Regions from separate parts of the Homo sapiens genome. Here all the other regions are linked to region 3. A link is an interaction called in ENCODE POLR2A ChIA-PET data of the cell type or tissue named here. Cell type or tissue: CD4-positive, alpha-beta T cell. All regions are shown on one strand. Region 1 has its middle 12 kb from the start of ANKRD44-DT. Region 2 overlaps ANKRD44 (ankyrin repeat domain 44). Region 3 overlaps ANKRD44 (ankyrin repeat domain 44).

What was found. Peaks named below come from ENCODE experiments on the same cell type or tissue, not always from the same donor. Only the 100,000 strongest peaks of a DNase experiment are listed, where the experiment ranks them.
Region 1: POLR2A ChIA-PET joins it to region 3 with 6 read pairs; 11 of 35 experiments call an interaction of 5 or more read pairs at or near these places.
Region 2: POLR2A ChIA-PET joins it to region 3 with 5 read pairs; 1 of 35 experiments calls an interaction of 5 or more read pairs at or near these places.

Annotation. Positions count from the first base shown.
Region 1 is chr2:197,322,207-197,324,706 of GRCh38, reverse strand. No RefSeq gene overlaps it. Among named protein-coding and RNA genes, the nearest start is that of ANKRD44-DT, 12 kb to the right of the region's middle. In CD4-positive, alpha-beta T cell, no CTCF peak of the experiment used is centred here; a DNase peak (open chromatin) is centred at 1,166; H3K4me3 peaks cover 916 bases; H3K27ac peaks cover 1,245 bases.
Region 2 is chr2:197,074,896-197,077,395 of GRCh38, reverse strand. All of the region lies in intron 16 of ANKRD44 (ankyrin repeat domain 44), which reads left to right. Among named protein-coding and RNA genes, the nearest start is that of ANKRD44-AS1, 120 kb to the left of the region's middle. In CD4-positive, alpha-beta T cell, a CTCF peak has its summit at 1,461 (motif pointing left); a DNase peak (open chromatin) is centred at 1,455.
Region 3 is chr2:197,260,990-197,263,489 of GRCh38, reverse strand. The region is part of intron 1 of ANKRD44 (ankyrin repeat domain 44); the gene reads left to right. All of the region lies in intron 5 of ANKRD44-IT1 (ANKRD44 intronic transcript 1), which reads left to right. It also overlaps the pseudogene ATP5MC2P3. Among named protein-coding and RNA genes, the nearest start is that of ANKRD44-IT1, 40 kb to the left of the region's middle. In CD4-positive, alpha-beta T cell, no CTCF peak of the experiment used is centred here; DNase peaks (open chromatin) are centred at 279 and 1,379; H3K27ac peaks cover 2,013 bases.

The sequences.
Region 1 (2,500 bases), 61 kb before region 3:
TGAAAATACTGCTTCAAGTTACCTACCAAGTTAAGTGACTTAATTCCCCGAATCATTAAATCCAACTGATGCCCAAGGAAGAAGGGCTGTGTTTATTCTTTGACTATCTGAGCCCCTCGTTCACCATTTTCAGCAACTTGGTCTTTTTTACAAAAATTAATTAATTAAATAAATGAACAAATATCAGAAACTTGATCTTAATAACATATATATCTTAATATGTGTGACAAAATTGATATATATTATGTATATGACATATAAATCAATATACAGCACTGGTTGTGTGACCAATTAATAAGCGGAAGTTGTAGCTTGATTACTACATTCCTCATTTCCCACCTTTTGAAACATTCTGGCTTCTCATCCTAGTTCAGAAATAAGATGCAGAATTTGCACTCACTTCAGCAGCACAGGCATTAGTTCTTATACATGATAGGGTGGAAATGTGTCTCTCTTGCTTCTCTCTGCAGAAAATCATCTCATTCCTTGTCACTTTCTCATTATCATAATGCCATACCAATTGTTCAGTCTCCTTCTCTCTCATTTACGTATTTCTTTCCATTTTTCAAAGCATTTTCATATACATTTTATTATATGATTCTCCACGGTATTGAGGACAGGCATCCTTAGCCTCATTTGACTAGTAGTAAACTAAGGTTTGATGAGATTAAATTATTTACTCAAAGTTACATTCATTCAAAAGTATTTGCTCTGTATCTACTATGTGCCAGATACTATACAATGAACTAGAAACATCAAGGTGGATTAAACACAGTCCATGCCCTAAAAGAGGGAGACAGAAAAGTAATCCGGCAATTATAGGATGAAGGGATAAATACAATAATAGGGGTTAAGCAGAGGGCACTAAACATAAACCTTAGGGATACTCCTAATCCAAACTTGGGAGGTGAAGTGAGTAAGGGAAAATTCATGGGGTTAGTGATATCTAAACTGAGATCTGAAGTACAAGATTAACCAGAAGAAAATGATATCGAGGTGGGTAAAAGTATAAACAGGAAACAGCAATATGCAAAGGCTCAGAGAGAGAAGAAATATGCATCGGGGAGCTGCTTTCAGCACAGTGTATAAAGTGTGACACGGAGGCAAGGTTGCCCTGTTTAGGCACACAGATTGTGCACTGCACTACTCCAGCAGTTATCATTCACAGACTAGGCTGGGAATGGCATCCCCCAGAGTTGAGCAATGTGGCTTCTCTGCAAGAAGAATGATGGGTGGGGAATGTGAGGACTCTGAACATCATGCATGCTGAGGTGTTTGTAAACAGGCTGAAGGCAATGGAAAGCCATTGGAGGGGTTGTGGCTTGATTAGGCTTGTCTTTCAGAAGATTGTTCTGCCTGTGGGGTGGAGAATAGATCAGAAGAAACCAATGCTTATCAGCCTTCCAATCAGTAGATAAACATGAGACTGGCCTGGAGTGAGGTCCAGGAAGATCAGAGTTAGGGACAGATTCAAGAGATTTAAAGAACGTGGATTGACAAGACTCGGTAACTGGCAGGATGTGAGAGATGAGAGGGAAACGGAGATACCAAGTGTGAGCCCCAGCATTTGTTCTTAGATCAACACTGGGTCCAGGGTGGTGTCATTTACCGAGGAGGGGGGAACACTGGAGGAGGAAGATTATTAATTTTTGTTTTGGACATGCTGAGTATGAGGTGATTTTGAGACATCCGAGAGAGAAGCAGGCAGCTTGGTGGGACTGGAGGTCGGGAGAAACAATGAGGGTCTAAGACAGAGTGTTGTCAGCATGGACCTGTGTGGAACTGATCAGAGTCATTGTGGTTTCAGGACAGTGGGCTCAGGGGCACCCTGTGGAGTGGCGGAGGAGGTGAGGAAGTGGAGATCAGAAAAAAAGAGACATTTATTTTGAGAAGTTTGGCTGTGAAGGAGAAGAAAGAGGGGCATTTAAATTTTGTGAATTTGGGCCTGGTGCGGTGGGTCATGCCTATAATCCAAGCACTTTGGGAGGCCGAGGTGGGCAGATCACTTGAGGACAGAAATTTGAGACCAGCCTGGCCAACATGGTGAAACCCTGTCTCTACCAAAAATACAAAAATTAGCTGGGCATGGTGGTGCACACCTATAAACCCAGCTACTTGGGAAGCTGAGGCAGGAGAATCACTTGAACCCAGAAGGCGGAGGTTGCAGTGAGCCAAGATTGTACCACTGCACTCCAGCCTGGGCGACAAGAGTGAGACTTCGTCTCAAAAATAAAATAAAATAAAAAAATGTGAATTTGGGCTATCAATTTTCTGCAGGAAGGTTGAGAATGGTTGCTGAGACTCTACAGTGTCCTGGTGAAGTTTAAGGACCATAATTGCATGCTAAAATGCCCAGTCAGGGTTTTTCTCTCTTTTAAAGGAGCTTGGTGCTTCCATCTACATTTCTTTGCAGCTTCTCTTCTTTCCTCCCTCCTTTATCCCTTTGTATTCTATGGTGAATCTTACTTTCTCACCTTCCACTGTTTTATTTTTTCCAGGA
Region 2 (2,500 bases), 190 kb after region 3:
AACAGGAGATAAGACAGGAGGAAAGGGTTCTGAAAGGAGGGAAAAGGGAATAGGGCCTGTCTTTGATACAAGTGTTAAGTGAATTTCAAAAGAAAACATATGTGTGGCCATAAGCGTATGAAAAAAAGCTCAGCATCACTGATCATTAGAGAAATGCAAATCAAAACCATAATGAGGTACCATCTCATACCAGTCAGAATGGCTATTAATAAAAAGTCAAAAAATAACAGATGCTGGCCAGGTTGTGGAGAAGAGGGAATGTTTATACATTGTTGGTGGGAGTGTAAATTAGTTTAACCATTGTGGAAGGCACTGTGGCAATTCCTCAAAGACCTAAAAGCAAAACTATCATTCAACCCAGCAATCCCACCACTGGGTGTATACCCAAAGGAATATAAATCATTCTAACCATAAAGATACATGCATATGTATGTTCATTGCAGCGTTATTTACAATAGCAAAGACATGGAATCAACCTAAATTCCCATCAACAGTAGACTGGATAAAGACAGTATGGTACATAGATACCATGGAATACTATGCAGCCATAAAAAAGAACTAGATCATGTCCTTTGTAGGAACATGGATACAGCTGGAGGACATAATCTTTAGCAAACAAACACAGGAGCAAGAAACCAAATACTGCATGTTCTCACTTATAAGGGGGAGCTAAATGATGAGAACACATGGACACAAAGAGGGGAACTACAGACACTGGGGCCTACTTAAGGGTGGAGGGTGGGAGGAGGGAGAAAATAAGAAAAAATAACTATTTGGTAAAAGGCTTAGTACCTGGGTGGCAAAATGATCTGTACAGCAAACCCCCATGACACAAATTTACCTATATAGCAAACCTGCACATGTACCCCTGAACCTAAAAGTTTTTTTAAAAACCCCAAAACAAGTATTAAATGAAGAAGTGGGGTTTTGAGGGGGATGCTTTTTCTCATATATTTTCCCTCTTTCTGTAGGAACCCAATATCTTAACAGTCTTTAAAACTCCAATTTCCTTGGGTATTAGATGTTAGGAAAGCAAACCAATTAACTTACATGCACTAGGAGGTGAATTTCTAAGACTTTCACATTGCCATGCCAATCTTCTTCCTCATCTCCCAACACAAATAGCCGTCTTCGCAGGGGTCATCCTTTTAACAAATTGTCCCTGACTCTGTGCTTTGTGCTAGAGTTATGTTGACAAAGAGACACACATCTGGTAGCTCTTCATAGGTTATTTGAGCTTCTGAGCAGGAATTGTGCAAGGAGATCATTTTTGACTCCACCATCCCAGCCTATGCTTCTGGCCTGTGGAGGGAATGGAGAGAGTAAATGAGTATGTGTGGTCCTCTGGCCTTCACTACCGGTCCAGGGACTTTGTCCTCTGGGCGCTGGAGTAGGATTGAAGAAGATGGGGGGCCATCTGGACCAGCTGATTTGTGAGGCTGATGAAATGTGTCTTTGGCGCCTCCTCCTGTCTACTCAAGCAATTACAGTGATTATACATATCATTAAATATGTATCATTAAATTTGATGTATATTTTCTTTGACTCTGACACTCAGCTTGGTCTGCGTTTACTTTGGCATTCATGGTTTGTGGCTCCTGTCTGTGATCGTAAGCATGGAATTTATAAACCACTTTGTGTTCAGTCCGTTTTGCTGTAATCAAAAATAAACAGAAATTATTATAGTTGTTTTAACTTTACTTCTATTATACAGACTTATATTTAATTAGTTCCATGAGGAAAAAAGACTTCTAAAAGGTAGTATGAACCCCTTAGCCTTGATAGAAATAGCCAAGGTTGAGAATTCTGCCAAGTCTACCTATTTAGGCCAGTATTCTCAGCTGGTCTTGATCAAAGACGTTCGTACTATGTGTGCAAGCAAAAATCTGCCCACAAACATGTACTGAGAGCTGTGATCAGTCATATTCAATTGGGCTCAAAATATCAAAGCAAAGTGGGGGAGACTTGGCTAATAAAGCTTCTTGTGTATGTTTGAGTGGAGGAAGGGTATTGGCAAAGGAAAGTTCCAGACCTCCCTTTTCCTCTATCTGAAATGTATTCTTACTGGCTCTGAAAAGAAAAATCAAGGAATCATGCCCCTATTTGGAATTTTTGAGTTTATATTGGTTTATTTTATATTTTTTACAATATTAAAGATTTGTCCATGAACATAAAGATCTTTGAGGCTTTTTTATTGAAATGGAAAAATGTGTGTGCCAATGTAATTATGTAAATTGTCTACAAAACTTAGAGAGATTGAAAACTCTAGGCCTCTGATTACTTTCAGGCTGAGATTTTTTCATGCCAAATCACTTGGAATTTGGCTGCTTCTCTGAATCTTCTCCCCTGTTCAATGATAGGAATGAACTTGAACTTCAACTGTGAGAATAAGTAGGGGTGACAAATGCCCCTACTTACATATTCTAGGAGCTTCTGGGATTCTCTGAAGAAAGACTGAAAGCAACTGTGTCTTGGGCAACTCAACACTAAAATTATGCTG
Region 3 (2,500 bases):
CCCATGGTTTCCTAGAGGGTAAAGCCTAGAATGGTGTAGGAGAAGAGCTGTTGTTTCAGAGAAGGGTTCCTGGCATAATCAATGATGAGGCTCCCAAACACAGTCGCAATCCCAGCCCCAGAGCCCGCCACCCCAACTGTGGCGCCCCAGCCCCAATGAACTTGGCTGTTGTGTCGATGTCCCTTGAAATGGCGCTGCTTTCCAAGCTGCGGCCAGGGACAAGTGAGGTAAGGGGACGTGAGACTACCAAGCTGCTGAGGTTCTCACCTGTCAGTGTCTCTGGTCATTTCAGCACCACTGCAGGTAGCAGATGGCTTAGCAGCTGTGAGGCGCTCTTGACCAAGGAGGGAGTGGAGACGAACTTGGAGCAGGTGTACATTTTCAGGGGGTGAGGGGCTGTGGCAGGAGAGCTGGGCCCAGTGCAGGGAAGACACAACACCTTTTAAAGAGGCATTATTATTCACAGACAGCACCAGAGCATATCATGCAATATGATATCTTGCTTAATGTATTGTTTAGATATCCATGTTAGGAAAGTAAATTTTGAATGTATTGCTAACGTTTTTTGTTTTTGTTTTTGTTTTTTTAAAAGAATCTCACTGTGTTTCCCAGGCTGGAGTGCAGTGGCGTGATCTCGGCTTACTGCAACCTCTGCCTCCTGGGTTAAAGCGATTCTCCTGTCTCAGCCTCCCAAGTAACTGGAATTACAGGTGTGCTCCACCATGCCTGGCTAATTTTTAATATTTTTATTAGAGACAGGGTTTCACCATATTGGGCAGATTAGTCTTGAACTCCTGGCCTCAAGTGATCCACCCGCCTCGGTCTTCCAAAGTGCTGGGATTACAGGCATGAGCCACCATGCCTGACCTGTCAATCTTAACTTAAAAGCAACTGTAGTTTCTTCAAACATTCTTCTGTGGAAAGAATGCACTCATTTTGGTAGGTTGAAATTTTTACGTGGAATTTCCGTTAGCACAAATCCATATGCCTTAAAATGAGAAAAGGCTTCAGAAAGGGCACCCACTAGGGGGTAGGTCAAAATTGTTCATTCTGGATGGGAATTTGATTCTGGAGTTGTCAGTGGCCAGTAAATAGAGTTCACTTCATGATGTTGACTCTAGGAGTGGAGCCAAAACACTACAACCTCATTTATAACTTCCCCACCTCTGTGGGGAATCATATTAATAAGTAATTTTAGGGCCTGGGTTCTAAGATAATTTTATTAAAATAAAAAGCTGTCTCTTGTTTCTCTACAGGAAGATACTGCCAGAAAGCTCTGCCATTTATTCTTTCTGGCTACTTCCTGTCTGGATTTTGTTTATTGCTCTCTGCCCAGAGTGCTGTATCAGAGGGAACTACCGTATGGCTAGGAAGATTTGTTTGTATAACAGTGTGCGAATATTTTGTCCTGGCTGGTAGGAAGTAAGCTGTTTCTCATAGACTCTTATTGTAAAGCCTAGCACATATCATACATTACAGATTTTTAGTTGTGATTTCTAGTTGCATGTGAATTTGCATTTTGCCCTCGGTTTTTCTCTTGTCCCGTCACACAGAAGAGATGATTTCGAGGTGTGAGTTTTTTTCAGATCCTGTTTTCTTCATAAGGATGAACTAGACTTGCAGGCTGTCTCTTCTGGCCATCGCTGCAGTTAGCAGACCCTGTCTCTTGTTTGATATGTGACAAATGTTCCTGTTGTCTTAGTAGTATAACATCTCAAGCGTGGTTCTGATTTTTTGTTTAGCAACGAAAAGTCTCAGATTCTCTAGGGTCCCTTGTTATCACTCCTTAAACACTTTTCAGAAGGCTCAGCAGTAATAACAGCTACTATGGAAGAAGACAGGGTGTGTACAGTCATCAAAGCTTTATCTTTGGCATATAGACTTATGTTTTTAGAAAAGAAAACAATTAGAAAAGAAACATTTTTTTTTTTTAAGAAAAGATTGTCTATCTTTTTTACTTCTTTTTTTTTTTTTGGTTGGCAAAAAAGCATTTGATGAACTTCCCTTTAAAAATTGTTTGGTTACAGCATGGTACTGGTACCAAAACAGATATATAGACCAATGGAACAGAACAGAGCCCTCAGAAATAATTCCACATATCTACAACTATCTGGTCTTTGACAAACCTGACAAAAACAAGCAATGGGGAAAGGATTCCCTGTTTAATAAATGGTGCTGGGAAAACTGGCTAGCCATATGTAGAAAGCTGAAACTGGATCCCTTCCTTACACCTTATACAAAAATTAATTCAAGATGGATTAAAGACTTAAATGTTAGACCTAAAACCATAAAAACCCTAGAAGAAAACCTAGGCAATACCATTCAGGACATAGGCATGGGCAAGGACTTCATGTCTAAAACACCAAAAGCAATGGCAACAAAAGCCAAAGTTGACAAATGGAATCTAATTAAACTAAAGAGCTTCTGCACAGCAAAAGAAACTACCATCAGAGTGAACAGGCAACCTACAGAATGGGAGAAAATTTTTGCAACCTACTGA